Regions from separate parts of the Homo sapiens genome. Here region 2 is linked to region 1. Evidence: chromatin loops called from intact Hi-C (ENCODE). Cell type or tissue: GM12878. All regions are shown on one strand. Each heading gives the region's core, and the rest is flanking DNA. Links, peaks and the distances in the headings are about the cores only. Region 1 holds the start of LOC105379011 (a long non-coding RNA gene). Region 2 overlaps LOC105379013 (a long non-coding RNA gene).

Region 1 (15,845 bases), core at 2,703-10,702:
TTCCAACCCACTGATTCTCAGTATGGGATCTTAAGCCTGCTGGTTGGCCATGAAAGACCTCCCAATAAGCTACAAAATGATCATATGTATATATAAACCTCTAAACTCATATTCTTCTCTTATCGAGTAAAAATTGGTTCTATAAAGTCTTCGTTCTCTAAATTCATTTTTACTAGAGACTGAAATTCCTGGAGTAAGTATGTTAAGGTATTGTTTGTCCCACTACATGGGTCAGGGTCAAAAGAGTCTGCACCACTGTCCTAGACAATAAGCTCCTCAATGTGCAAAATAATCTCATTTTTCTCCCACCAGTTTTCTCCTTACCAAGTCCATAGTCCCCTGCATTTTCAGAATTATCTTTCTAAAACATTAACTTGACATTGTCACTCCTCTGCTTAAATTTATTCAATAGTTGTTTATCACCTAAAACACACACCTCAGGCAACCATATGTGAAATCTCAAGATATGGTCCCTCTCTCTCTCTCAACTCAGTCCCCAAACTTTACACAAAGTTCTACCAATACCAAACTCTTATAGTGTCCCAAGGACACCTTGCTGCTCAGTGCCCTTCTGCTTTTGCACATGTGCCTCTCTTGGCCTAGAGTTATCTGCCATTGACTTGAGTTGTATTTTAAAAGTATCAATCCCAGTATTGTGTAGAGTAGGGGTCCCCAGCCCCCAGGCCATGGACCAGTACCAGTCTGTGGCCTGTTACGAACCAGGCTGCACAGCGGGAGGTGAGTGGTAGGGGAGCAAGCATTATTGCCTGAGCTCTGCCTCCAGTAAGATGATCAGTGGCATTAGATTTTCATAAGAGCATGAACCCTATAATAAACTGCTCATGCAAGGAACCTAGGTTGTGCCCTCCTTATGAGAATCTAATGCCTGATAATCTGAGGTGGAACAGTTTCATCCCCAAACCATCTCCCTGACCCTGGTCCATAGAAAAATTGTCTTCCATGAAACTGGTCCTTGGTGCCAAAACGGTTGAGGGACTGCTCGTATAGAGAACAGACTTCGAGGGCATGGGGAAGAAGCAGCAAAACAAAAGCTGCTGGTGGTTTGACCCATGGTGATAGCACTGAAAGGGGAGAATAATGATCAATTCTTAGATGTTTGTAAAGTATTCATTTTATATATTTCATTTAAAAGCCTACCAAAATGTTTTTCCTAGTTGACAGGCAGCAAAACTGAGCCATGAAGTCATTGCCTTAGTCCATTCAGGCTGCTGAAACAAAATTCCATAACTGGGTGGCTTATAAACAACAGAAATGCATTTCTCACAGTTCTGGAGGCTGGGAAGTTCAAGATCAATGTACTCGCAGATTCAGTGTCTGGTGAGGGCTTACTTCCCAGACAACCATCTTTTCACTTTAACATTAATGGCAGAAAGGACAAGGGATCTCTTGGGACTTCTTTTTTAAGAACACTAATCTCATTCATGAGGGCTTCATCCTCATGATCTAGTTACCTCCTAAGGCCCCATCTCCTAATATTGATTAGTATTAGGATTTCAACATATGAATGTGGGAGGAGGGGTACAAGCATTCAGTCTATAGCAGTCATATAGCATCTCATCAGTATTGTATTATGTATGAGTATTGTACCTGAGAGTCCCAGAATTCATTTCCTCAATTAAATAGTTATTTTCCACTCAAAACTTCTTTGTAAACTGAGCAGGGGTGTGATTTCTGTCTCTCTTGAGAATCTTAAAAGTTAAGTGCATATCTCAGTTATCTTGAAAAGAATTCCCCATTCCCCAGTTTGAGGTTGTTTTTATTGTGTTGTTTTATTTTCAGCAATGCTAGTAAGAAAAGCCGTGACATTAGTAATGTTTCAATGTTGCTTTTGCTCCCCTTTCAACCCTCTTCTCTTAATCTTACCATATACCCATGCCTCATAAGGTCCTTTATCCTAATTGTTTTATTGGTAATAGTAGTAGTTGTTGTTGTCACTAGGAGTAGAAATAATTATAATACTACAGTGCATTAACTCAGACTCACAGAATCTTGTCATGCTAAGAGTTTACATGAATTACTTCATTTAATTCTTACAGGAACCATAAAAAGGTGAGCAGCATCTTCATACCAATTTTACAGATAAGACAATAGAGGCTCCAAGAAGTTATGAAATGTATTCAAGATCATTCATCTAGCCAATTGTACAACAGAATTTAAATCCAGATTTCATGGCCTGTACTCTTACCTACTACTCCATGTTGGCTCTCTTACAGCCATTTATGTAGATTCCAACTATCGTGTAACTGTGAATTAATCTAATGAAGCATTTAAAAATAAATATTTTAAAATTTAAAAAGTAATTTTATGTTTGTTGTAGAAAGTTCAGAAAACTTAGAAAAGCACAAAGAATAAAATATTTATATAATTACATCATACAGGGATTGTTAATATTTTTGTATTCTCTACATCATACTTATAATAGATTAATATTGTGATTAAACTGAACAAATTTTTTGTAATCTGATTTTCTAAAACTTATTAAAATTATTAAAGCATTTTCTCATATCATTGTTATATTTCCCAAGATCATTGTAGTCATATAGCATGCTATTATGTGGATGCATAAACAAATTTATTTCATCAGTTTTATACTGTTGAATATTTTGGTTAATTTTTTTTTTATTTTAGGTCACAAATTTCCTTACTGATATAGCAGTTAAGAAGAAATCACGTAGGCAGTTAGCAAGGGTATGAGAGTCCCTGGTAAAGCTTTTCTTTTTGATGAAAAGCAGCCCCAGATCATTTTCTAACAAAGACCAGCCTGTAAAGTTGAGCTGCAGACATAGACAAGCAAGCTGGAGCTTGCGTGAGTGAATGCCAGCAGGAACTAAGAACTAGACATTTTCAAGAGGGCAGCTCCATCTTCCTGTCTCTGCCAGCCACATGTACTGTAAGGAGCAGACAAGATGGCGCAGATCAACTAGAAAGTCTATTTGCATAGTAAGACTAAGTTGGGACAACCAGCTTTCCCAGCACGCTACATAAATTTCATACCTTACCTGATGTGACCAATCTATGAGCCCTCTGCAAATCAGACACTGCCTCCTCAAAATGGACTATAAAATTCGGTGCATTCACCACTAGCCGGTCCTTTCCCTTGGAGACCCCTCTCTCTACGGAGAGAGCCGTCTCTTTTTCTTCTCTTCTGTTTATTAAACCTCTGATCCTAAACTTCTCGCTTGTGTCTGTGTCCTAAATTTTCTTGGCATGCAACAATTACCCAGACAACGTAGCCACTCCATTACTATAATTAATTATTTAATTAAAACTTTCATATATGTCTGATTATTTCTTCTGGATAAATACCTAAAAGAAGAATTTCCAGTTCAAAAGTAAAAAAAAATATAAGCTTTTTATTCTTTTTTGCCAAAATACACTCCAAAGATTGTTCTAATCTAAATTTTAACCAGTAGTTTTTTAATGTGGCCTGCTTTTATACACTCTAGCTAATACTAGTTTTATTATTTGGAATTGTTTTCTTTTCCTTTTAATACTTCTTCCCATGTATTTTATTATTTTATTTTATTTTATTTGTTTTTTTGAGACAAGGTCTCACTCTGTCACGCAGGCTGGAGTGCAGTGGTATGATCTCAGCTCACTGCAACCTCCACTTCCTGGGCTCAAGCGATCCTCCCACCTCAGCCCCCCAAGTAGCCATGTATTTTAAAATCAAAAGGGGAAGGACTTTTGCTTCCTTCCATGAAGGAGTAGTAATTGCATGGTCTTTGCACACCCTCCTCCAAAACCCATAAACAACTAGAAAACTAAATGAAATATATAAAATGTCTGTTTTCCAGCATTAGACAAGAGGCAGTGTAGGTCTATGATCCCTGAAAGCATGACTTGCAGCCTGGAAACAATTTCCTAACCTCAGGGCAGGAAAGGGGGCCCATGCAGAGCTTGGCAGTTTCTCTGAATTGAGGAGAGATAGGAGCTCAGAAAGGCTGAGGCAGCTGGAAATTACAGGGCAGCATTCCAGAGAAGGAGGAGCTACACAAAGGAAGAATGCCAGAAACCTGCATAAGAGTCCCATTGAGTGGCTGAATCCAAAACTGCACATGTGTAAGTGAACTCCACAAATCCAGGCAAAGAACAACTGCCGGGGTTTTCTATCGGAACAATTCTCTGAGCTCATTCAGGGCTGAATGACATTCAACGTTTTATTCCTTGGAGTGGAAAGACTCCATTTGAATATCTAGGTATTCAATAAAGACTACAGAAAAGCCAAGCCTTAGTAGTAGGAATAAACTAACACTACAATAAGGCTACTCTAGACCTATCCTAACAAAGCTTAACAATAAGGCTCAAAAGGATAAAACTGATATGCAAGTAACGGCCTGCCAAAGCAAATATCAACACTCTAAAAGACGATAACAAAATCCAAATAGTCAATAATATAACATTCCTAACATCTAACATCCAATAAAAAATTGTTAGATATGCCAAGAAGTAGCAAAATGTGACCCTTAATCATGAGAAAAATAAGCGAATGGAAATAAACCCAAAAGTGGCTAAGAAGTACAATTAGCAGACAAGAACTTTAAAAGAACTACTATCAAAACCCAGCAATTTAAGAGAAAGCAAGGACATAAATAAAGAAGTTGAATATATGAAAAGGAGCCACACAAATGTTCTAGAGTTCAAAAATAACATATCTGAAGTGAAAAAAGATTCACTTAATGGTCTTAACAGCAGATAAGACACTGTAGAAAAAAGGCCAGCAAACTTGAAGATATAGCAATAGAAACTATCCTAAATCAAGCACAGAGAGCAAAAAGGCTGGAAAAAAATGAATGAAACTTTAGTAAGCTGTCAGACAAGCAGTCTAACGTACATGTAATTGGAGTCTCAGATTGAGAGATAAGAGAGGAAGAAGTAAAAAAAAATTTAAAGAAATAATAGTTGAAAATATTCTAAAATTGATAAAAATAATAAGCCTACATGTTCAAAAAGCATGAGAAATGCAGGGCAAACACAAAAAAACACCACACCAAGTGTGATAGCCAACCTTCAAGATGGCTTCCAGTGACCCTCATCTGCAGGTATTCATGCCGTTGTATGGTTTCCTTCCATACAAAATAGTGCTGACCTGTGTGACCAATTGGATATTGTGGAGATAATGGCATGTGACTTCTGAGTCTAGATCACAAAAGGCACTGCAGCTTCTGCCTTGCTTTCTTTTGAATCACTTGTTCTGAGAGAAGCCAGCTACAATGTCATGAAGACACTCAAGCAGCTCTGTGAAGAAGCTCATATGTAAAGAAATTGAGGCCTCCTATCCAAGTCACCATCAACTTGCCAGACACATGAGTGAGCCATCTTGGAAGCAGACCCTGCAGCGTCAGTCAAGCTTTTAGATGACTCCAGGCCCAGTCAACATCTTGACTGAACCTTCATTAGAGACCCACAGCAAAACCAAGTAAGCTACACCTGAATATCAAACCCACAGAAATGGCAAGAGATAAGTGCTCGTTGTTTTAAGCCACTTGACTTTGGGGCATAATACTTTACACAGAAATAATTAGTTGTGTTTCTATTTGCTCATAAAAAAAGAGGAAAACAAAATCAAAAAAAAAAAAAACCCTTAACAATAGCTATGAAACAGCATCTACTGAAAATTACAGAACATTACTAAGAGAAATTAAAGTAGACCTAAATAAATGGAGCTACCTACCGTGTTCACAGAGTAGAGGACACAAGACTATTAAATACCACTTTTTCCCAAATTAATCTATAGGTTCTAGCAATCTTTTCGTAGACACTGATAAGCTCATTCTAAAATGTATATGGAAATGCAATGAACCTAAAATAGCAAAATAAATCTTGAAGTAAGAACAAAGCTGGAGGCCTTATATGCCTTACGTCAAGAATTATTACAAAACTACAGAGCTCAAGATAATGTAGGGTTAGCATAAAAGTAAACATCTAGAAAAATGGAATGGAATACAAAGTCCAGATATGGATCACACATATGTGATCAATTGGCTTTAGCAAGGGTACAAAGACATTTCAGTGGTAAAAGGAAAAATTTCCAACATATGGTGTTGAAATTACTGGAAATATATGAGGGGAAAAATGAACATCAACTTTTATCACACGCAGCATGAAACAGTCCTAGAACTAAATGTAAAAGCTACAACTGTAAAATTTCTAGACAGAATTTCACAAAGAGAAAGTTTTTGTTCACAAAGAAACAGGAGAAAATCTTTGTGACCTTGAGATAGGCAAAGATTTCTTACGTAGTACACCAAAATCACAAATTATAAATGAAAAAATGATAAATTAGACATCATCAAAATTTAAAATTATTATTCTTCAAAAATCACTATTAAGGAAACAAAAAGGCAAATCACTAAACAGAAAAAATATTTGCATACATGTATAGCAAGGTGTCTAAATCTGGAAAATAGAAAGAACTAATAACTCGATAATAAAAAGGCAAACAAATTAAAAATGAGCAATGGATTTGAATAATAATTTCTTAAAAGAAGGTGTATGAATGGCCAGTAAGCACATGAAAAAGTGTTCAACTTTGAGTAATGAATTGTACACCTTAAATGGGTGAATTGGATGGTATGTGAATGATATCTTGATAACACTTACGTAAAAAATGAAACAATGAAGCTAGGAGTGGAGGAAGGAGTAAATTGCAAAGACACGTGATACAGAAAAAGTGGCAGATAGGAGGCAGGACTAACTTGCAGATCCCACCTGGACAGACACAGCAGTGTGTGGAGAGTCACATTGTGAACTTTTGCTCCAAGAACTCCTACAGGAACATACAGGGAAAGCCGAGAGAATCTACAAAGCCTGTGAAAGAGGTGGAATGCCACTGCAGCTCTGTGAGACAGCCAAGGAACTGTGAGTCCACTTTCTTTCTCACCTGGGAGTCTCGTAACCTGGGACAAGTTCTCAGCCTTGCTCACTGGTTGCCTGGAAATAAATTCAGTGCTGTTTGCGGGGACATGGTGGGAGTGAGACTGGACTTTTGGGCTGCATGGGAGACGGGTGAGGCCTGTGGTTGCCGGGTTTCCCCCACTTTCCTGGCAACCTGTGTGATGCAGCAGTGGCAGCCATAATCCCTCTGGGACCATAACTCCACTGGCCTGGGAAACCACAACTCCATCCCCCACAGCAGCTGCAGCAAGCTCCACCCAAGGAGAGTCTGAACTCAGACAGCCTAACCCCGCCTCAACGTGATGATCTTTCTCCACCCACCCTGGTAGCTGGAGACAAAGGACATAATCTCTTGGGAGCTCTATAGCCCTGCCCACCACCTGATACTTGGGCAAGCTTGTATCCTCCCTATACTACTGCAGCTGATGCACTTTTGAAAGTGCTACCTTTTGGCTGGAGGCCAGCCAACACAAAATCAGTGCACTTAAAAATACAACCACGGACCCCTCACAGAGTCTACTTCAGTTCCCTGCTACCTCCACCAGAGCAGGTGCTTGTATCCATGGCTGAAAGACCTGAAGACGGATAACATCACAGGACTCTTTGCAGATATTCCCCAGTACCGGCCTGGAGCCCAGTAGCTCCGCTGAGTGGCTAAATCCAGAACAGAAATAACAATAATGGCAGTTTGGCTCTCAGGATGCCCCATCCCTAGAAGAAGGGGGAAAGCACCAAATCAAGGGAGCACTTCGTGGGACAAAAGAATCTGAACAGCAGCCCTTGAGTCCCAGATCTTTCCTCTGACATAGTCTACCCAAAAAAGAAGGAACCAGAAAAACAATTCTGGTAATATGACAAAACAAGATTATTTAATACCCCCAAAAGATTATACTAGCTCACCAGCAAAGATAAAATCTCTGAATTGCCAGGAGAAGAATTCAGAAGGTCGATTATTAAGCTAATCAAGGAGGCACCAGAGAAATACGAAGTTCAGCTTAAAGAAATAAAAACAATGATACAGGATATGAATGGAAAAATCTCCAGTGAAATAGATAACATAAACAAAAGACAATCACAAATTCTGGAAATGAAGGACACACTTAGAGAAATGCAAAATGCACTGGAAAGTCTCAGCAATAGAATTGAACAAGTAGAAGAAGAAACTTCAGAGCTCAAAGACAAGGCTTTAGAATTAACCCAATCCAACAAAAACAAAGAAAAAAAAATTTTTTAATGAACAAATCCTCCAAGAAGTTTGAGATTTTGTTAAACAACCACACCTAATAATAATTGGCATTCCCGAGGAAAAAGAGAACTCTACAAGTTTGGAAAACATATTTGAGGGAATAACCAAGGAAAACTTCCCTGGCCTTGTAGATCTAGACATCCAAATACAAGAAGCTCAAAGAACAACTGGGAAATTAATTGCAAAAAGATCATCAGGTTATCTAAAGTCAAGACAAAGGAAAGAATCTTAAGAGCTGTGAGGCAAAAGCATCAGGTAACCTACAAAGCAAAACCTATCAGATTAATAGCAGATTTATCAGCAGAAATCCTACAAGCTAGAAGGGACTGGGATCCTATCTTTAACCTCCTTAAAGAAAACAAGTAACAGCCAAGAATCTTGTATCCAGTGAAACTAAGCTTCATAAATGAAGGAAAGATACAGTCTTTTTCAGACAAACAAATGCTGAGAGAATTCACCACTACCAAGCCAGCACTACAAGAACTGCTAAAAGGAGCTCTAAATCTTGAAATGAATCCTCAAAATACACCAAAATAGAATCTCCTTAAAGCATAAATCTAATAGGACCTATAAAGCAATAATAAAATGAAAAAACACAAGGTATTCCGGCAACAAATAGTATGATTAATAGAATAGTACCTCACATCTCAATACTAACATTGAATGTAAATGGCCTAAGTGTTCCACTTAAAAGATACGGAATGGCAGAATGGATAAGAATTTACCAACCAACTATCTCCTTCCTTCGAGAGACTCATCTAACACATAAGTACTCACATAAACTTAAGATAAAGGGGTGGAAAAAGATATTCCATGCAAATGGACACCAGAAGCAAACAGGAGTAGCTACTCTTAAATTATACAAAACAAACTTTAAAGCAACAGCAGTTAAAAAAGATGAAGAGGGACATTATATAATGATAAAAGGACTAGTCCAACAAGAAAATACCACAATCCTAAATATATATGCACCTAACACTAGAGCTCCCAAATTTATAAAACAATTACTACTAGACTTAAGAAATGGGATAGATGGCAACACAATAATAGTAGGAGACTTCAATACTCCAATGACAGCACTAGACAGGTCATCAAGATAGAAAGTCAACAAAGAAACAATGGACTTAAACTATACTCTAGAACAAATGGACTTAACAGATATTTACAGAACATTCTACCCAACAACTGCAGAATATACATTCTATTCATCAGCACATGGAACATTCTCCAAGATAGACCATAAGATAGGCCACAAAACAAGTCTCAACAAATTTAAGAAAATCGAAATTATAGCACATACTCTCTCAGACCACAGTGGAATAAAATTGGAAATCAACTCCAAAAGGGAGCCTCAAAACCAAGCAAATACATAGAAATTAAATAACTTAGTCTTGAGTGATTGTTGGGTCAACAATGAAATCAAGATGGAAATTTAAAAATTCTTTGAACTGAGTGATAATAGTAACACAACCTACTGAAACCTCTGGGATACAGCAAAGGCAGTGCTAAGAGGAAAGTTCATAGCATTAAATGCCTACATCAAAAAGTCTGAAAGAGTACAAATAATCTTAGGTCACATCTCAAGGAACTAGAGAAATAAGAACAAACCTAACCCAAACCCAGCAGAAGAAAAGAAAGAAAGATCAGAGCAGAACTAAATGAAATTGAAACAGTATATGTATATATATACGTATACATACACACACACATATACATATATATATATACACACATATATACATATATATACATGCACATATATATATATGAGACAAATGAAACAAAAAGCTGGTTCTTTGAAAAGGTAAATAAAATTGGTAGATTATTTGTGAGATTAATTAAGAAAAGAAGAGAGAAGTTCCAAATAAGCTCAATTAGAAATAAAACGAGAGATATTACAACCAATACCACAGAAATACAAAAGATCATTCAAGGCTACTATGAACACCTTTATGCACATAAACTAGAAAACATAGAGGAGATGGATAAATTGCTGAAACTATACAACCCTCCTAGATTAAAGCAGGTAGAAATAGAAACTCTGAACGGACCAACAATAAACAGTGAAATACCAAAAAAAAGGTCCAGGACCAGAAAGATTCACAGCTGAATTGTATCAGACATTCAAAGAATAATTGGTACTAATTCTACTGATACTATTCCAAAAGATAGAGAAAAAGGAAATCCTCCCTAAATCATTCTACGAAGCTAGTATCACCCTAATACCAAAACTAAGAAAGGACATAACAAAAAGAGAAAACTACAGACCAATATCCCTGATGAACATAGATGCAAAAATCCTCAACAAAATACTAGCTAACAGAATCCAACAGCATATCAAAAAGAGTATCCACTATGATCAAGTGGATTTCATACCAGGATGCAGGGATGTTTTAACATACCCAAATCAATAAATGTAATATACCACATAAACAGAATTAAAAATCACATGATCGTCTCAATCAATGCCAAAAAAGCATTTGACAAAATCCAGCAACGCTTTATGACTAAAACCCTCAGCAAAATCATCATAGAAGGGACATACCTTAAGGTAATAAAAGCCATCTATGACAAACCCACATCCAACATTATACTGAACAGGGAAAAGTTGAAAGCATTACCCCTGAGAACTGGAACAAGACAAGGATGCCCACTTTCACCACCTCTATTCAACATAGCACTGGAAGTCCTAGCCAGAGCAATCCAACGAGAGAAAGAAATAAAGGGCATCCAAATCATTAAAGAGGAGGTCAAACTGTCAAACTACCGCTGTTTGCTGATGACATGATCGTATACCTAGAAAACCCTAAAGACTCATCCGAAAAACCCTGAGAACTGGTAAATGAATTCAGCAAAGTTTCAGAAAACAAAATTAATGTACACAAATTAGCAGCTCTGCTATACACCAAGAGCAATCAAGCTGAGGATCAAATCAAGAACTCCACCCCTTTTACAATAGCTGCAAAAAATAAAATACTTAGGAATATACCTAACCAAGGAGGTGAAAGACCTTAAAAACAAAACTTCAAAACACTGCTGAAAGAAATTATAGGTGACACAAACAAATGGAAACACCCCCTATGCTCATGAATGAGCAGAATCAATATTGTAAAAATGACCATACTGCGAAAAGCAATCTACAAGTTCAATGCAATTCCCATCAAAATACCACCATCATTCTTCACAGAACTAGAAAAAAAAATCCTAAAATTCATATGGAAACCAAAAAGGAACCTGCATAGCCAAAGCGAGACTAAACAAAAAGAACAAATCTGGAGGCATCACATTACCTGACTTTATATAGTATAAATAGGCCATAGTCACCAAAACAGCATGGTACTGGTATAAAAATAAGCACATAGACCAATGGAACTGAACAGAGAAAATAGAAATAAAGCCAAATACTTACAGCTAACTGATCTTCAACAAAGCCAACAAAACCATGGAGTAGAGAAAGGACTCCCTATTTAACAAATGGTGCTGGGATAATTGACAAGCCACATGTAGGAGAATGAAACTGAATCCTCATCTCTCACCTTATCCAAAAACCAACTCAAGATGGATCAAAGACTTAAATCTAAGACCTGAAACCATAAAAATTCTAGAAGATAACATCAGAAAATCCCTTCTAGACATTGGCTTAGGCACAGACTTCATGACCAAGAACCCAAAAGCAAATGCAACAAAAACAAAGATAAATAGATGGAACTTAATTAAACTAAAAAGCTTCTGCACAGTAAAAGAAATAATCAGCAGAGTAAACAGGCAACCCACAGAGTGGGAGAAAATCTTCGCAATCTATGCTTCCAACAAAGGACAAATATCCAGAATCTACAAGGAATTCAAACAAATCAGCAAGGAAAAAACAAACAATCCCATCAAAAAGTGGTTTAAGGACCTGAATAGATAATTCTCAAAAGAAGACATGCTAATGGCCAACAAACATATGAAAAAATGCTCAACATCACTAATGATCAGGGAAATCAAATCAAAACCACAATGTGATATCACCTTACTCCCACAAGAATGGCCATAATCAAAAAGTCAAAAAAACAATAGACATTGGCATGAATGTGGTGAAAAGGGAACACTTTTACACCGTTGGTGGGAATGTAAACCAGTACAATCACTATCGAAAACAGTGTTGAGATTCCTTAAAGAACTAAAAGTAGATCTACCATTTGTTTTTGTTAGTTTGTTTGTGTTTTGAGACAGAGTCTCACTCTATCGCCCAGGCTGGAGTGCTGTGGCGCGATCTCAGTTCACTGCAAACTCCATCTCCCAGATTCAAGTGATTCTCATGCCTCAGCCTTCCAAGTAGCTGGGATTACAGGTGTGTGCCACTACATCTGGCTAATTTTTGTATTTTTAGTAGAGATGGGGTTTCACCATGTTGGCCAGGCTGGTCCCAAACTCCTGACCTCAGGAGATCAGCCTGCCTCAGCTTCCCAAAGTACTGGGATTACAGGCATGAATCACCATGCTCGGCTAGATCTACCATTTGATCCAGCAATACCACTCCTGGGTATCTACCCAGAGGAAGAGAAGTCATCATAAGAAAAAGATACTTGCACACGCGTGTTTGTAGCAGCACATTTCACAATTGCAAAAATATGGAACCAGCCCAAATGCCCATCAATTAATGACTGGATAAAGATAATGCAGTGTGTGTGTGTGTGTGTGTGTGTGTGTGTGTGTGTGTGTGTATGAAATATATATATTTGAAATACTACTTAGCCACAAAAAGAAATAAATTAATGGTATTTGTAGCAGCCTGGATGGAATTGGAGACCATTATTCTAGGTGAAGTAACTCAGGAATGGAAAACCAAACATTATATGTTCTGACTTGTAAGTGCAAGCTAAGCTACAAGGACACAAAGGCATAAGAATGATACAATGGACTTTGGGGACTCGGGAAAGGGTGGGAGGCAGGTGAGGGATAAAAGACTGCACATTGGGTACAGTTTACACTGCTCAGGTGATAGGCACACCAAAATCTCAGAAATCACCACTGAAGAACTTATTCATGTACAAATAATAATAATAAAATAAATAAATATTAGGGCTTGGTGATGGGCCACTGTAAGATACAATAGCAAAAAATTAATTAAATCATACAATTTTTAAAAAGGTATGTGAGGTGATGAAATGATGAAAATGTTCAGTATCTTGATTGTAGCAGTAGTTTCATGGGTGTATGCAACTCTAAAAATTAATCAAATTGTACACTTTAACTGAATTCAGCTTATCGTATGTAAGCAATCAGGTTGCTTTTATAAGATGTGTAAACTGAAAAGTCTCCAGCATTTATTTCCCATCCCCAGATGCAATTAACATTGTTATACACTTGTATATTCTGTAGACATTTTATGCATGTGGAAATAAATACTTTTTTTTTTTTTTTCGAGACAAGGTTCGCTCTTGTTGCCCAGGCTGGAGTGCAATGGTGCAATCTTGGCTCACTGCAACCTCCGCCTCCCTGGTTCAGCGATTCTCCTGCCTCAGCCTCCCAAGTAGATGGGATTACAGGCATGCGCCACCACGCCTGGCTAATTTTTTGTATTTTTAGTAGAGACGGGGTTTCTCCATGTTGGTCAGGCTGGTCTCGAACTCCCGACCTCAGGTGATCCACCTGCTTCTGCCTCCCAAAGTGGTGGGATTACAGGGGTGAGCCACCACACCCAGCCCTTGGAAATACATTCTTATATACATTGTTTTCCCTTTCTTAAAACAAATGGTACCATACTATGCACACTTTTATACATCTTGTGTTTTTTTCACTAAATATATTTTGAAGATAATTCTCTATCAGAATATAAGAAACTCCATTATCCTTTTTTGCATCTGCTTAGAATTAGGTGGTATGGATGTAGTATGCTTAATCAGTATTTTATTAATTTATATCTATGTTATTTTCACTCTTGATATTACATAAAGTGTCGAAGTGAATAAGACTTGTATATATGTAATTTCATGGGTTTATCTATCCAGAGAGTAAATATGTATCCAAAAGAAGGCTAGAACAAAAAATATAGACCTTTGTAATTTTGATAAATATAGCAAATTTCCCTTCATGTGTATTGTATAAATTTATACTACCACCAGCAGTTATCAGGTTTTTTAATCTTTGACAATATTATAGGTGAAAAACAGTATCTCATTACTTGAATTTATGTTTCTCTAATTGTGAATAGGATTCAGTATCTGCTCAGTTTCCAGAATCATTAGTATTTCCATTTCTGTGAACCAGTGTTTATAATCGTTGACGATTTTTTTCTATTATATTCTTAAATATGGACTTATCTACTGGTAGAAGGTCTTTCTATATAAGCAAAGTATTTTTAACCTCTGTTGTGAGTTGCAAATATTTATTTCAGTTTGTTATATTTTGACTTGATCAGAATGAACTTTATCAAATATTTTTATTTTATAAAATTCTAACTTATCACACATTTCTTCTTGACTACTGAGTTTTGTGTTAGACCTAGATCTTTCCCATCTCATGACTATAAAAAATAATTCCCCAGAGTTTTCTAAGGCATTTTTATGGTTTTACATTTTATGCTCAAACCTTTAATCAATTGAGAATATGTTTTGCTGTAGCATTCTAATTACTCAAATTTTTCCCAGATGGCTACTCAATTGTTCCAATACCATTTATTGAATAATCCATCTTTTCTCCATTAATTTGAAATGACACCTTTATCATAGGCTATATTCCCATATGTATTTGAATCTATTTCTACACTTCTGTTCTGTTCTACTGATCTGCCTGTCTATTCATGTAACTATACCAGAATGTTCTAATTGTTATAGCTTTATAACAAGAGTCCATAGCTAGTAGGGCTAATTTCCCCTCCTTTTGTCTTTTTATATCAAATTTTTTTCTGGCTCTGCTTGTTTGCTTGTTTTTCTATTTGAGCTTCAGAACCAGTTTGTATAGTTCCACAGAATAAATCCTTTTGATATTTTTATTGGGATTATTTAAAGTTTATAGATTGTAGAATATTGACATATTTCTGATTTTGATCCTTTCTATCCAAAATCAATTACAGTATACCTTTTCATTTGTAAGTCTTCTTTTACTAGTCTTCAGTGCTAGTCTTTTACTAGTATTTACATTTTTTCTTTATAGAAATCATGCATATTCTCTTTCCAGGTGTTTTAACCTAATTGCATTGACTAGAATCTCTTAGAACTTGCTACATAAGAGCAAGGACGTCTTGGTCTTGTTCTTAATTTTAATGGGAATGTTTATAACATTTTCCTGTTAAGAGCCATGCTGTGTTTGTGGTATACATGTACATATTTACACTACCACCAGCAGCTATCAGGTTTTTTAATCTTTGGCAATATTATAGGCAAAAACCAGTATCTCATTTACTTGAATTTATGTTTTTCTACATAAATCTATGTAAACTCTGCATAGAAAGAAACATAAATCTATCCATTGAGAGATTTTTTTAAAATCAGAAATGAAAATTGAACTTTATTAAATGTTTTTTAGCTTCCATGAACACTATATTATTTTTCAATTTTACCTATTGCAGCAAATTTTAGTCATATATTTTTGTAACAATGAATAATTCTTACATTCCTGGAATAAACTTCATCATGCTGTATTCATTTCATATAGAGAGAGAGAGAGTGAGAGAGAGAGATGGGGTCTCACTGTGTTG
Region 2 (15,845 bases), core at 2,878-10,877, 150 kb after region 1:
TATCAGGATGATGCTTGCCTCATAAAATGAGTTAGGGAGGATTCCCTCTTTTTCTATTGATTGGAATAGTTTCAGAAGGAATGGTACCAGTTCCTCCTTGTACCTCTGGTAGAATTCGGCTGTGAATCCATCTGGTCCTGGACTCTTTTTTGTTGGTAAGCTATTGATTATTGCCACAATTTCAGATCCTGTTATTGGTCTATTCAGAGATTCAACTTCTTCCTGGTTTAGTCTTGGGAGACTGTATGTGTCGAGGAATTTATCCATTTCTTCTAGATTTTCTAGTTTATTTGCGTAGAGGTGTTTGTAGTATTCTCTGATGGTAGTTTGTATTTCTGTGGGATCGGTGGTGATATCCCGTTTACCATTTTTTATTGCGTCTATTTGATTCTTCTCTCTTTTTTTCTTTATTAGTCTTGCTAGCGGTCTATCAATTTTGTTGATCCTTTCAAAAATCCAGCTCCTGGATTCATTAACTTTTTGAAGGGTTTTTTTGGTCTCTATTTCCTTCAGTTCTGCTCTGATTTTAGTTATTTCTTGACTTCTGCTAGCTTTTGAATGTGTTTGCTCTTGCTTTTCTAGTTCTTTTAATTGTGATGTTAGGGTGTCAATTTTGGATCTTTCCTGCTTTCTCTTGTGGGCATTTAGTCTTTTATTAGAAGAGTTAAGAGTTTTCTTTACTCTTTGTCTTTCTCTGCTACACATTTAATTTCTATTCTTTTAGTGTTTATCCTTAAAGTCTTAATATGCATACTTAACTAAGTCTAAAGTTAATCAATATCTCTATCTTCCTCCAAAACAATACAAGAACACAGAATACTTTAAATCCAACCAGTGCCTGTTTTGCATATTACTTTTGTACAGTTTTTAATTATTCCTTATCTTTTTACCTCTAAATCATGCCATTGTTGAAATTCTTATTTTATAGAGTCAATTCTAACTTAAATTTATCCCATGCTTACTAATTTATTTGTTCATCATTCCCACTTGTACCTCACTCCAAATTTCTGGATTTAACACGTTAATGCAAAATTCTGTATTCAGCCAAATTATCATTTAAGAGTGAAGGTAAAATAAACAAAATTGTATCTTGGCATTTTAAAAATATTCTTTTTGTTATTGAAATGTTTGTTGTCAGTGCTTATAAGTAATATACTGTTCCTTTTTTATTGTTTCTGAGATTTCCTCTCTGTCTTTTGAGTTCTGAAATTTCCTTTCAGAAAGTCTATTGTATTTTTTTTTATTTAATCTACTTGGGATTTGTTGTACTTTCTGAATATGAGGACATAGGTCTACCCTAATTCTGGAAAATTTTTAATCATTTTCTCTTCAAGTATTACCTTTCACCTACTCTCTTTACTCTTTCCTTCATGATTCTTTCCTTTATGATTAACATAAATAAGCCTTTCAATTCTATCCTACAATGATTTTTACCCATCTTACATATTCTCCATTTTTTATCTCTCAATGATAGTTTCTGGATAATTCTTTTAGATCTACTTTTCAGTTTACTACCTCTCATCTCAATTTCATCCAATTACATTCTACTTTAGAAGTTCTATGATGTTTTAGTTATTTTCAAATTTGTCTTCTTTTTTTTTTATAATTGCTTGGTGTTTTTTCTCATATTTTAAATTCCCAGTTATATATCTTTAATCATTTAAAACATTATTGTAATAGCTTCTACACAATGGCTCTAATATCTTAAATTATTGACAACTATCTAATTCTAAATTGCTTTTTAATATCTGGTAAAGATAGATTTCTTATGTATTTTGCAATGGAATATCATGAGCTCATGTTCAGCAGCTATTTATCTGTGAGAATCCTATGAGACCCAAATTAAGGGTTTATCCCACCATATCAGTTTTATGTTTGTTTCTTCCAAGCACCTTGGAAATAGCTCTTTTTATAAAGATATCTCATCTTGAGAGCTTCCCAATAATGTAGGCACAATAAAATCAAATGTCAAACAGACACAGGTCCATAGCAGATCTTTTTTCTTGTCTTTCCAGCAGTATCTCGCTAATACATAGAAAATAAGTGGATCATAGGAATCTTTTTCCATTTTTACTCATAGTGGATAAATTATCCTCTTTCTTACCCCTTTCCCCATCCTCAGGTGCAGTCAAAATAAGTCCCTAAATAGCAGGTTGGGTGGGGTTTTTTTTTCCCTCTAGTAATCCTCAGAATGTTTTCCACCAAAGGGAACCGTATTAGTGTATTTTCACACTGCTGTAAATAAATACCTGAAACTCGATAATTTATAAAGGAAAGAGGTTTAATTGACTCACACACAGTTCAGCATGGCTGGGGAGGCTTCAGGAAACTTACAATCATGGTGGAAGGCAAAGGGGAAGCAAGAACCTTCTTCACATGGCGGCAGGAGAGAGAATTGCAAGCAGGGAAAATGTTAGTGCTTATAAAACCATCAGACCTCGTGAGAACTCACTATCATGAGAACAGCATGGGGGAAACTGTCCCCATGATCCACTCACCTCCCACAAGATCCTGCCCTTAACATATGGGGATTATGGGGATTGCAATTTGAGATGAGATTTGAATGGGGACACAGGAACTAACTGGCCAAGGCAGAGTTTCCAGAAAGAGCAGACACACAGCCTACTTTAAAAGCAAAATGTTTTATCAGCTTCAAGGTTGACATCTACTAGCATATTAAAGAGGAAAGTCAACAGAGAAAGAAAAAAGAGAGGAGGAAAATAGAGGGAATCAGAGAATCAATGTTTCTTGGCCACTGATAATACATCACTCCTGAAAACCACTTTTGTGGCAGATTTTCCCTCAGTGTTAAGATGCTGCACAGCCAGGACTAGGATCTAACCAATGTCTCCCTGAATCTCCTTCTCAGAAGGGAAGTCCATGAGCCAGAAAAGAGGGCCCATGGTAAACATCAAGAAAACAGCCTCAAGTAAAGGACTGCTTAAGGCAGGTAAAAGTCCTGTTTCTAAGTAGACCAGGGAGCTTGCTCTTTTTGTAAATCCTGCTTTTGCTCATTAGTTCCTTCTGGACATACTGCCCCATTTCAGTTTTTCATTTCCTATCCTCTCTAACCACACCTTCTCCATCCCCCAAGTTTCCTATTGTAATTGTGCTGATTCTCTAGGCTAGAAGGCTAAGATGACAATAAAGAGGGAGCAAATATTGCAGGAAAGGCTCCCAATCTCCCAATGTCAAAATATCTGCAGCATTCCCCCTGGAAAAGGCCTTCTTTCCTTGAAGGCCAGATATATCTGTGACATACGACTGCAAGATAATGTGATTGCAGGATTCAGGCCTTATGGTGCTCCAGGACATTTTTAAAAATCATGCAGTCATCAAAAAGCTCCACTCCCAGCTGTGTGGAAAGTGACTCTGCAGCTCTCACTTAATTTTGGTTGCATTACCTCATTCTATACATCATTCATAACAAGCAAGGAACCACAGGGCTCCCTTTGCTGAATCTTCATGTCCTTGACCCAGCTCTAACTAATTTGTCCATTTACTTCATAAATGTGGTAAATCCTGTAGCTAAAAGAAGTTGTGCAGAAGTTTAATGCAGTGGGTTCTCGCCTAGTTGTCACAACAAGCAAAAGAAGCCAAGACAAATAGGAATCCTGACCTACTACCATTTTCTCGTCCTTCCCATGTGATTCACATTGCCATCACTCTGGCAGCTAGGATGGAAAGGTTGAGAAGAGAGGAGATTTTTTAAAATTGTCTTTGGATGGGCTATTTATGTCTTCCAACCTGGTACTTTTCCTTGAACTCAAACAGAGCACCAAGACAGACTGCAGCGTGACTCCTCTACCCCACATAAATGAATACATTTACACTTCATCAGCTGTATTGGGAAGGAACTAGGAGTCTCCATGTGCTTCATGGGCCCATATAGGTTTCTTGCATGTCAAGGCAGAAGCTTAGGAGCACATGGCCTCAGGCCTGAAAGTGAGGCAGTACCCAGTCATTCCCCAGGAGAATCGTTCTGTAAGGATTTTGTCTGGTTTGTTAACACAGCTCTTCTACCAATCTTCATCATCAGGACTTTATAACTCTCTTACAATTAGATAATATGGAAGCAAAGGATTCATTCTGGACCTGCTATAAAAGTAGCAGTATTTGGGGCTGGAGTCTGCAGATATCTTGAACCGAACCAAGAACTCCAGTCTGTCTCAGGATTCAGACACAATTAGATAAAGGAAACTTCTCAGCCAAAGCCTAGACCCATTACAACCTTCTGTACCCTTTACCCCTACAATAAAACACTGTTAGAACTGAGGGGCTAAAAGACGCTGAATCATCAGAGCAAGATTAGATCATGATCACGTACTGTGCCGAGACGAAAAGCTAATGTAGACATTTTAGAAAGGGTTTCAACATCAAGAGTCAAAGCAAAAGGGGTTTTATATTTAACTAGGAATTAAGCAAAAATTCTATTTCCCCAGAATCCCAATAACAAACGTTTTATTTCTGAAGTGTTTGGGCACACTGTACAGTCTTTGCTTGAGAGCTGCCACAGTAGGATAAATAGCAATACACAAAGGCACCAAGATTGACTGGAATTGCTCCAAATTATGCAACAATCTTTGAAAACCAAAAGAAGAGACTAGCAAAAAGATACATATTACTCTGTTTTAAATGGACTATTTTTACATTTGTTTAAGGAAAAGGGAGCCAGAAGAGAAGTTCACTCAACTAGATTATCTCTTGAGTCCTCTTCTCATAGAGGCCAGCTAATCTGGTAAATCAGACTTGCTTTCTGCCTACCCATGGGTCCTGCTGAGCTCTTTAATTCTTATATTATGGAGATTTGAAAACCAATCGTTAAAGAATGTATCAAAGAAAGTCTCAAAGTCAGCTTAAGGTTAATTTCCCTCAAGAAATTCTTGGCTTTTCTTCTTTTGGTGCCTCCCCGTCCCCACTTCTTAATTGCCTCTGTCTTCCTCCAGCCTAACCCCAGCTTGATCTTAGCACGGCTTGCCCCAGGACTGGCAGAACAGACAGGATAGCTCTTTAAGAATATAGAGTTGACTATTAATAGCAGTGACACAGGCCATTGAGAGCCAAGGCAGCCAAGCAAGGAAATCTGTCAGCCTGGATTAGCTTTCCAGCACCTGGGAGGTAGGACTAATTTATAAGTAAAAATAGACAGCAAAAATGTCTGGCCCTTCATAGGCCCCTGATGTCTGAGAAGGCTTGCATGGATCCAAGTCCAAGGGCTTTTTCCAGCTGTCCTCCAAACCTAGCAGCAAACTTTTTTAAAAAACTGGAATTAATAAAAAGAAGGCTTGTTTCAGTCTGAATCAAAATCTATGTCTATATGAACAATGTACCTTTTTCCATGGATTTCTAACCATTTAACCAGATCCCAAATAACCTATAAGAGGAGTCATGTATGCCATAGTATCCTGCAGGATTCACTTATCAAAGTTATTAACGAGTTATTTAGTAGAGTATGGTCGTGCCTTCTTTCTCTCTGGGCCTCCATGCATCCCCCCATGGGAGGGCTATACTTCCTGTACATGAGGTCTAAGCCTCTACTTCCCTAAGCTCTGGTAGAGTTCCTTTGCTCATCACAGAATGGACTGCAAGAATCACATCAAAATCTTTTGAAAGAAGTTTATATTTTAGAGGAGTATTTGAGGTTAATTTACTAAGTCTCTGTTTTTTATAAACCAAAATTCGGGCTGCATGCAGACACTTGCTGCCAAGTTTAGAGGTTAGGTGACCACATATAATTTATTTTGATCAAGTAATGAATTTATAAAATGAAATTATAAAATATTCACATAGGCCCTATTCTTAGGGCCCTATAGATTAGGTCACTTTGTGCTATGACAGTCTCTGTCCCAGAGAAATTTACAGTGCCATTTTACTGAAAATCTTTTTTCAAATATCTCAAGTAATTGGGTACACACACACACACACACACACACACCAGATACCCCTGAGAAGTGGCAGTCCTGTTGTGTAAGCTAACACAATTGGCCAGAGCATTTTCTTATGCTATCCAGTCTTTCAGTTCCCATCTCTTACCTTCTAATTATACTACCTCCTATTATAAATAAGTCTTTTTTTGTAGGGTGTCAGGAACTAGTAGACTCTTGCCAGCCCCATTAGCCATCCATATTTAGATCCTTTAATCTTTCCTCTAATCTGACTCCCTGAGTCCCCCTCCCCTTCGACTACCCCCTCTCCTTGTCCTTCTCCAAATTCCTTAAGATTCTATGCCCCTAACTCAAGCTTTACAAAATCAGAGTGATATTCCAGATGCTTGCTCACTGAGAAACTGAGAGACCAGCTGTCACCTCTGCTTTCTGTTACTCTGTGACTCAGGGTATGGTCCCAAAATAGGTCTGGCCTTTCATGCTGCCTTCTCTCATTGCAGTCTGGCTTCACCTTACCTGTCCACCATCACCCCAGTTCCCCTTTAGCATTCCTGCTTTCCAGGTTTCTCTTCCCCATGAAGTGAACATGTTTCAGTTTATTTCCATTCAAACATGAATATGCCACTGGTCAGCACTCTCAGAAAGAATGTGTCTTACTTTCACCCTGGTTTGGAATTAGCCCAAAAGTCTCCATGAACATTTCTACCAAAGGAGCTCTTATTTATAAGGCCTTCCAATCTGGAAAGAGAAAGCAAGAAAAAAAAATTATGATTTTAGACTCCATTAGTACTTCTAACAATTTTCTGGAGAAAGTAAAATAGCATTCCAGGAGGATCTGCCTCAGAAAAAAATTTGATGGGCTTATGAAGAGTGACTGTGTACCACCCTGGAGCTAAGGAGAGGAAGCTTTTCCCTACTAAAGTAAATTTCCCTGGGCTTACATGGAACGGCACAGTCATGGGCTTCATGGTGCTTTGTTGCTTGGGAACCCTGCTTTCTTCCCTCCTCCTCCCCCAGAATCTGTCCTACTCTCCCTTCTGGGAGCTCAGCTACGGCAGGTGGCAGGAAGGGTGTCCATGGGGACTGAGGAGCCCCACCCTCCTCCAGGAAAGTGCAGGGGCCCACGCTGTGCCCTGGGGAAGTCCAAGAGGCCCTCATCTCAGGAACTCCCAAGCCCACAGCACTAATCCCCACAGCTTCAAGAGGAGAGAACATTCCTATTTTAAGAGCTCCTGGGTAACGTTGTGCTCACTGAGGTCTGAGTCACTGCTCTTCTTTAAAGTTTTTGAAAGAAATCTATTTCTCAGCCATTAGCTTTGCATGTTTTTTTTTTCTGCCTCAAAGATCAATTGGTTTACCACAAAATGTAAAGAGAGTTAGTGAAGCAATGGTAACCAAGGAAGCTATGGTGTCTAGAAGTGCAATAACAGACAAGGGCAGAGCTAAGAGTTAAATAAGATCTAAAAATAAGTCACTAACTATACCCCACTTCCTGTAACATACAATACACAGGTACCTAGGAGAGAAAACCACTCACAGTTCAAAAGAACACATAAAGAACACTGCAATTAAACACAGCCCACCCTGACCCAAGTATCACCATCTCCTTAATTAACAATCTTGTAAGCAATGAGGATATTTCATTGTAAGCTTATTTGTCGTTATGATGCTTGAGAATATAGAACCACCATATCAGCCATTACAGTAATTACAAAAGAAGGTCACATCACAACCACGGCATTTGTTACCCGTTGTATAAACCACTGCAAGGTGAATGTGAGTTTTTCCACAGAGTTTGCCTGCAAGAAAAACCATGTATTTCTTCCTTATCAGCAAGCTACTGTCTAAACAATTTAATGTTTTCACATTACCATCAATAATAAAACAGCTAATGTTTATTGTACCTTTATACAATAATCCATTATTACCTCATTTAATCATTACAACAACCACATGAAGCATCCCCTTTTTACAAACAGGAAAACAGAGGTAAAAAGAGATAGAGTAACTTGACCAAACCAATCCCCGTTAATAAGTGTTGAAGTTTAATTTCAGATTTTCCTAGCTAGTCACCTCAAGAAATTAATCACATTTGATACGGTTGTTTACAATTCAAAATTTGAATGCCATCAGTTCCAACTTTATTTTAATGGCCAACTTTATCTTTCCCCCAGCTAGTTAAGCTGATTTTTCACATATGTAAATGACTTCTATTAAAATTCAGTTTGTACTCTTTTCTCAGACTTCTATATTTAATATCACATTTTGGGTGTGGCTCAGCAAAAAATGAAAGTAACTGGTTCAGAAAATAAACACCCAGTTTCCTCTTCATTCTTTTTCCTTTGAGAAAAAGAGTAGCCGGATCTAAATAGAATGACCCTGGCCCCAAGTTAGAAGTTTCCAATTCCTTGGGACTCCCTTGGTGTCTGCATTAGTTTGCTAGGACTGCCATTAATAAAGTACCACCTACTTGGCGGCTTAAACAACAAAAATTTACTTTCTCACTTCTGGAGGCTTAGAAGTTCGGCAGTGTAGCTTATTTCTGAGGCCTCCTTCCTTGGCTTGTAGATGGTTTTCTTCTCCCTGTGTCTTCACATGGTCTTCCGTCTATATGTGTCTGTCTTAATTTCCTTTTATTTTGAGGACAACAGTCACATTGAATTAGAGCCCACCCACGTGACCTTATTTAATCTTACTTCCCTCTTTAAAGACCCCATCTCCAAATACAGTCACATTCTGGGATACTGGAGGTTAAAACTTCAGCATATAAATTTGGGGAAGCAACAATTTATCCTATAGCACTATCCTAACAATTTTCTTTTACAAGGTTGTCTATGTAGCACAATATAAATGTCTTTGACCCTGACAACCAGGAGGTTAAATCACTGCTTTTTCTAAATGCTTTTGTATTACCTCCCTGTGATGATACACACAAGTTTTTCTATGATCAAACCAAGTTTTTATTCAAATACTGTTATCAGCAATACCGACCATATTATAGTTTTCACCTTAAAAGATACCGTTAATTTCATTTGTAAAGAAAATGCATTAAAGATGTATTTACCAATTATGAATTACCAATTGCCAATTAATAAAAATAAATTCTAGATTTGAAAAAATTTGAGGTCATTAACATCTTAAATTGCTATTATTATACACATGGCACTTAAAACTGTATCACCTCTCGTCAAGATAGTGCCCAGAATAACTTACCCTGGGCCTCAGCATATGTCTCAATTCCTGGTCATCCCACATGAAGATTCAGAATGACCTGATAAGAGGTGATTCAGATGTGTATGTTACATCAGTGTAGAAGCTACCACTTATGGGTACCTCCTGCTTTCACATGCTGTGCTACATGTGTTATGTACATTAAATCATTTATCTTCAAAATCTCTGTGGGAGAAATATTATTGTGTCTGCTTTACCAGTGAGTAAACAACATTAGAGAGATTAAGGAAATTGGCCAAGGTCACACAGTTGGTCAAGACAGGTCTTAGATGTGAGCCTAGTCCCATCTGACTGCAGAATTTTTTTTTTTTTAACCACCACATGTTTCTTCTTTGACTTCTTAAGAGATATAGCGGTGGAGTCTATGTGGCTCAGTGACTCAGTGATGCAGAACTTTTCCTAGGCCATAAAAATATCTAATCTAGTTTCACCAACTGTTAGTTTGGATAAATAAACTGACAACAGTATCTTTGTTTCTATGTTTTAGCTGAAAAACAAATCATGAGGTATTCACCATCAGAAATAAAATCTACATCTGTCTTTGGGAGATGATGAATAAGGTTACGTAAAACAATGGATGCATCTATTTTTCTAGAAAAGGTTAATTATATTGAGCAAAGCCAATTAGTAATCACAAGCTGCTATGTGGCATCTCTGGGACTGTGGTATTGCATTCCTACAAAACACTTATTTCATTGTTCAATTTTATCTGTTTTGTGTCCCGGCTTCCTAGTCAAAATGTGTTGAAGGCAGGCAGGAGCCTTTCTTCTTTCTATTATCTTGCGATGCTGAGCACTGTGCCTTGCACAGAGCAAGTGCTCATTAACCTTTCATTATCCGTTTTGAAGTCTCTACCAAGTGACCATCAAGAGAAGCACCTGAAGGCTTGGTGATAAGCCTCAGTCACACGACAAGGTGTGTAAGAAATCCCTAAAACCACTCCCCAAACCTTTTATTCATAAACGCAAAATGTCTGAGGGATGGCTGATGGTGCCGGGGAGGAGTGCTTTTGTAGTAATTGTGCAATTCTATTTATTTAGATAAAGTAGGACATGTCCGAAATCTTAACAGGTCTTAACTGGGGACCCTGAAGGCAGTTTCAAATAAAGCAGGATTCTGTATGGGGTGCTCATTAATGCACCTGAGCGATCCCAATTGAGGAGTGAGTCGGGCCAACCTACCAGCAGAACTCAGAGTGCCTTCCTCCTTCCTCCTGTTGGTCATGTGTCTTCTTTCTTAGCAGGACCTCTTCATCTTGACCAAAAAGTAGCTTATTGAAGTTATACAAACAGGCAAAAAAGCAGAGTAGTTATTTCTAGAGCTTTACTCTAAGAACTACATAACTAGCCACATTATACTTCTTTACCTAGCAGTAAAAATTAACAATAACTCAAAGAAACATATAAGTACACTGAATACTTAACACTGAGCCGCAAGGGCCCTTGGCAACTGTCATGGAAACCCTGATGCCAGAGATAAAGAGGGCTGTCTCAAAGGAAAGCATTGTCCTCAAAAGACGAACTAACTGTGAGAACATGATTGGATGGATACCAGTAGATCTCGTCCGCAGGAAAAAAGGCATTCTCAGGAAGCCTGCCGCAATGAACAGAACCTTTCTTTAGTCTGGCATTTCCTTTCGGTTCAGGACACCTGTCTTCAAGTCTGCCTTAGGCCCTTATATTTGTCCCAGAGTGACTCTGGGCACCTCTTCTAGAGCTTTCTATACCTCAAAGAACTAAGAAAACTATAAAATTATTCAGCCTATGACAGCAGGCTTTGAGAATGGCTAACTGATAGAGATGAGCTTATGGATTTACTGATCCTTTAAGGAGGCAGGGATATTTTCATATCCCTGGAATTTGAGGCAATATGAAGCCAACTAAGCTCCAGGGATTGAGGTGGCTCCCCTTAAGATTTTCAGTAGCTTGGGATCTCTCAAGACTGGTATGAAGCTCCTACTCCTCTGCCTAGGGAGGCTTTAGCTGCATCACAGCCTCAGGTAGGTTAGAAATGGATTGGCATCTAGCAGCTGGGGTGGAGTTGGAGGGCAGTTAGCTACTATACCCCACCAAATAGATCTCTCGCTAAAACTCTAAATCTGAGTTACCCTTCCTCAGAAGACACAGATGTGCATAAGACACTGATTTAGATTAGGGAAGGAGGCCATGAGTTTGGATAAGCAAAACAAGCACAAATAGGAAGAAAATGAAATCAGAGGTGCAAAGTATGATAGAAGAAAAAACCTGGACTACCCAAGCCACCACCAGTAATGCTTGTGAATACATTATCTTGGTGTGGACTCATTATACAGCCTAGTACCAAGCATTCCTCCTGAACGATTCTAATAATTGGAAGAGGACAGTAGGGCCCCAGAAGTGAGTCATATCAAAGCCATCACTACACAGCTAACCCACCCCTTTCATCAAGCAGAAATGATTCCATATTAGCCACAGCTTCCATGATCTCATTAGCAAAGATATTAAAAATCTGCTTTTCCTCTAGGAGGAAAGATTGAAGCACTGCCACAAATTATTTCACCCAGAATATTTTGGCTTGATTGGATGAATGGGGATGGGGAAAAATTCTTTCTCTCCATGGCAGTTTTCCTTAATCCTTTTGGGAGGGTACTTATGTGATGGAAAATGAGATACCTCCCGATGTGTGTGAGTCCAGGGAAAGGCCTAAACTTAGACTTGGGACACATTCATTGCAAGTAAGCAGCTTGGGCAAAAGGCAATTACGGGCTTACACAGACTAAAAGTTCACGGGTCGATCTGGTTTAGTGCATAAATGAACTCAGGACTCAAATAATATGATTAGGACATGACTTTTTTCCCTTCAATTAGTCCTGCCTTCCTTGTCTCAATTCCCATATGGCTGCATGATGGCATTGGCACCACGGACCTCTCAGCCTCTCAGGGTACAGACCCTGTACACAAGAAACAAGAGTGCTATTCACAGTAAAATTCTCAGAGCAGACCAGGGCCATGCGCGGTGGCTCATGCCTGTAATCCCAGCACTTTGGGAGGCCAAGGTGGGCAGATCACCTGAGGTCAGGAGTTTAAGACCAGCCTGGCAAACATGGCAAAACCTCGTCTCTACTAAAAAATACAAAAATTAGCCAGGGGTGGTGGTGGGTGCCTGTAATCCCAGCTGCTTGGGAGGCTGAGGCAGGAGAATTGCCTGAAACCGGGAGGTGGAGGTTGCAGTGAGCTGAGATCGCACCACTGCACTCCAGTCTGGGCCACACAGTGAGACTCCGTCTCAAAAAAAAAAAAGTCTCAGAGCATTTGATTGGGTCACGTGTTCACCTCCAAACCCAGACTGCAGCCTGGGTCATATGGCATCAGGGAATGGAATCAGGTATACCCCAAAGACACATGAACTGAGTTAGAAAAGAGGACATCAGGCTATAGTAATCATAAAAAGAAAGTGGTGCTGAGAAGAATGTATAATCTGTTGATTTGGGGTGGAGAGTTGTGTAGATGTCTATTAGGTCCCCTTGGTCCAGCTGAGTTCAAGTCCTAAATATCCTTGTTAATTTTCTGTCTCGCTGATCTGTCTAATATTGACAGTGGGTTGTTAAAGTCTCCCACTACTATTGTGTGGGAGTCTAAGTCTCTTTGTAGGTCTCTAAGAATTTGCTTTATGAATCTGGGTGCTCCTGTATTAGGTGTGTATATATTTTGGATAGTTAGCTCTTCTTGTTGCATTGATCCCTTTACCATTATGTAATGCCCTTCTTTGTCTTTTTTGATCTTTGTTGGTTTAAAGTCTGTTTTATCAGAGACTAGGATTGCAACCCCTGCTTTTTTTTTTTTTTTTTTTTTTGCTTTCCATTTGCTTGATAAATCTTCCTCCATCCCTTTATTTTGAGCCTATATGTGTCTTTGCACATGAGATGGATCTCCTGAATACAGCACAGAGATGGGTCTTGACTCTTTAACCAATTTGCCAGTCTGTGTCTTTTAATTGAGGCATTTAGCCCATTTACATTTAAGGTTAATATTGTTATGTGTGAATTTGATCCTGTCATTATGATGCTAGCTGGTTATTTTGCCTGTTAGTTGATGCCGTTTCTTCATAATGTCAACGGTCTTCACAATTTGGTATGTTTTTGCAATGGCTGGTACTGGTTTTTCCTTTCCATATTTAGTGCTTCCTTCAGGAGCTCTTGTAAGGCAGGCCTGATGGTGACAAAATCTCTCAGCATTTGCTCGTCTGTAAAGGATTTTATTTCTCCTTCGCTTATGCAGCTTTATTTGGCTGGATATGAAACTCTCGGTTAAAAATTCTTTTCTTTAAGAATGTTGAATATTAGCCCCCACTTTTCCGGCTTGTAAGATTTCTGCAGAGAGATCCACTGTTAGTCTGATGGACCTCCCTTTGTGGGTAAGTCCAACCTTTCTCTCTGGAAGGACCTCTTCAAGGAGAACTACAAACCACTGCTCAAGGAAATAAGAGAGGACACAAACAAATGGAAAAACATTCCATGCTCGTGGATAGGAAGAATCAATATCACGAAAATGGTCATACTGCCCAAAGTAATTTATAGATAGAGTGCTATCCCCATCAAGCTACCATTGACTTTCTTCACAGAATTAGGAAAACCTACTTTATATTTCATATGGAACGAAAAAAGAGCCCATATAGTCAAGACAATCCTAAGCAAAAAGAACAAAGCTGGAGGCCAGGCGCGGTGGCTCACACCTGTAATCCCAGCACTTTGGGAGGCCAAGGCGGGCGGATCACAAGGTCAGGAGATCGAGACCATCCTGGCTAACATGGTGAAACCCCGTCTCTACTAAAAATACAAAAAATTAGCTGGGTGTGCTGGCAGGCATCTGTAGTTCCAGCTACTCGGGAGGCTGAGGCAGGAGAATGGTGTGAACCCAGGAGGCGGAGCTTGCAGTGAGCCGAGATCACACCACTGCACTCCACCTGGGTGACAGAGCGAGACTCTGTCTCAAAAAAAAAAAAAAAAGAACAAAGCTGGAGGCATCACGCTACCTGACTTCAAACTATACTACAAGGCTATAGTAACTAAAACAGCATAGTACTGGTACCAAAACAGAGATATAGACCAATGGAACAGAACACAGGCATCAGGAATAATGCCACACATCTACAATCATCTAATCTTCGACCTGACAAAAACAAGCAATGGGGAAAGGATTTCCTATTTAATACACTCAAGATGGATTAAAGACTTAAACATAAGACCTAAAACCATAAAAACCATAGAAGAAAATCTAGGCAATACCATTCAGGACATAGGCATGGGCAAAGACTTCATGACTAAAACACAAAAAGCAAGGGAAACAAAAGCCAAAATTGACAAATGGGATCTAATAAAACTAAAGAGCTTCTCCACAGTGAAAGAAACTATCATCAGAGTGAATAGGCAACATGTAGAATGGAAGAAAATTTTTGCAATTTGTTCCATCTGACAAAGGGCTAATATCCAGAATCTACAAGGAACTTAAACAAATTTACAAGAAAAAAACAAACAACCCCATGAAAAGGTGGGCAAAGGATATGAACAGACACTTCTCAAAAAGAAGACATTTATGCAGCCAACAAACATGAAAAAAAGCTCATCATCACTGGTCATTAGAGAAATGCAAATCAAAACCACAATGAGATACCATCTCACGCCAGTTAGAATGGTGGTCATTAAAAAGTCAGGAAACAAGAGATGCTGGAGAGGATATGGAGAAGTAAGAACACTTTTACACTGTTGGTGGGAGTATAAATTAGTTCAACCATTGTGGAAGACACTGTGGCGATTCCTCAAGGATCTAGAACCAGAAATACCATTTGACCCAGCAATCCCATTACTGGGTATATTCCCAAAGGATTATAAATCATTCTACTATAAAGACACATGCACACATACGTTTATTGCAGCACTGTTCACAATAACAAAGATTTGAAACCAACCCAAATGCCCATCAATGATAGACTGGATAAAGAAAATGTGGCACATACACACCATGGAATACCATGCAGCCATAAAAAAGGATGAGTTCATGTCCTTCGCAGGGACATGGATAAAGTTGGAAAACATCATTCTCAGCAAACACTGGAACAGAAAACCAAACGTTGCATGTTCTCACTCATAAGTGAGAGTTGAACAATGAGAACACATGGACACAGGGAGGGGAACATCACACACCAGGGCCTATTGCGGGGTGGGGACTAGGGGAAGGGTATCATTAGGAGAAATACCTAATGTAGATGACAGGTTGATGGGTGCAGCAAACCACCATGGCACGTGTATACCTATGTAACAAACCTGCACATTCTGCACGTGTACCCCAGAACTTAAAGTATAAAAAAAGAAAGTGAATACTGAGTGCCAGAAACAACAAATGCCCACTATAATCAGTGAGTAGCCTTGCAGCTGGTATTGCAGAAACCTTTTGTCTTAGCTTAGGTTTTTTCCTAGAAAATAGGACCTGAGATCAAGGCTTGCTTGTCAGTCATTTATTTATGGAAATGAACCAGGTAATGGCTGAGAACTGGAAAGAATGAAACAAGAAAGAAGGGAAAATCAAAACAAGGTATACTGTGAAGGTATATAAAAGAAAGAATCAAAAAGGGAGCATTTATTGACCAGCTGTCACCATGTGTTAGTCAAAGATTGCCCATGGATGTTAGTTCTCACTTCTAGACTTATGCATGCATGAGAATGAACTAGAGGATTCCCCCGGGTGTCCCACACTG

The links. Peaks named below come from ENCODE experiments on the same cell type or tissue, not always from the same donor. Only the 100,000 strongest peaks of a DNase experiment are listed, where the experiment ranks them.
Region 2: a loop joins it to region 1, with 2.7 times the contacts of the local background. A loop is called at or near these places in 2 of 110 quality-filtered maps.

What each region holds. Positions count from the first base shown.
Region 1 is chr5:68,558,508-68,574,352 of GRCh38, forward strand. The region is part of intron 3 of LOC105379013 (a long non-coding RNA gene); the gene reads right to left. LOC105379011 (a long non-coding RNA gene) reads right to left here and starts at 8,069. Exons shown (of 4, transcript XR_001742694.1): 1 at 6,905-8,069. RefSeq lists an enhancer at 7,117-7,166. In GM12878, for the core only: no CTCF peak of the experiment used is centred there; a DNase peak (open chromatin) is centred at 7,164; H3K27ac peaks cover 209 bases.
Region 2 is chr5:68,704,404-68,720,248 of GRCh38, forward strand. All of the region lies in intron 2 of LOC105379013 (a long non-coding RNA gene), which reads right to left. Among named protein-coding and RNA genes, the nearest start is that of LINC02198, 320 kb to the right of the region's middle. RefSeq lists an enhancer at 7,401-7,450. In GM12878, for the core only: no CTCF peak of the experiment used is centred there; DNase peaks (open chromatin) are centred at 6,441, 6,884 and 7,248; H3K4me3 peaks cover 920 bases; H3K27ac peaks cover 1,070 bases.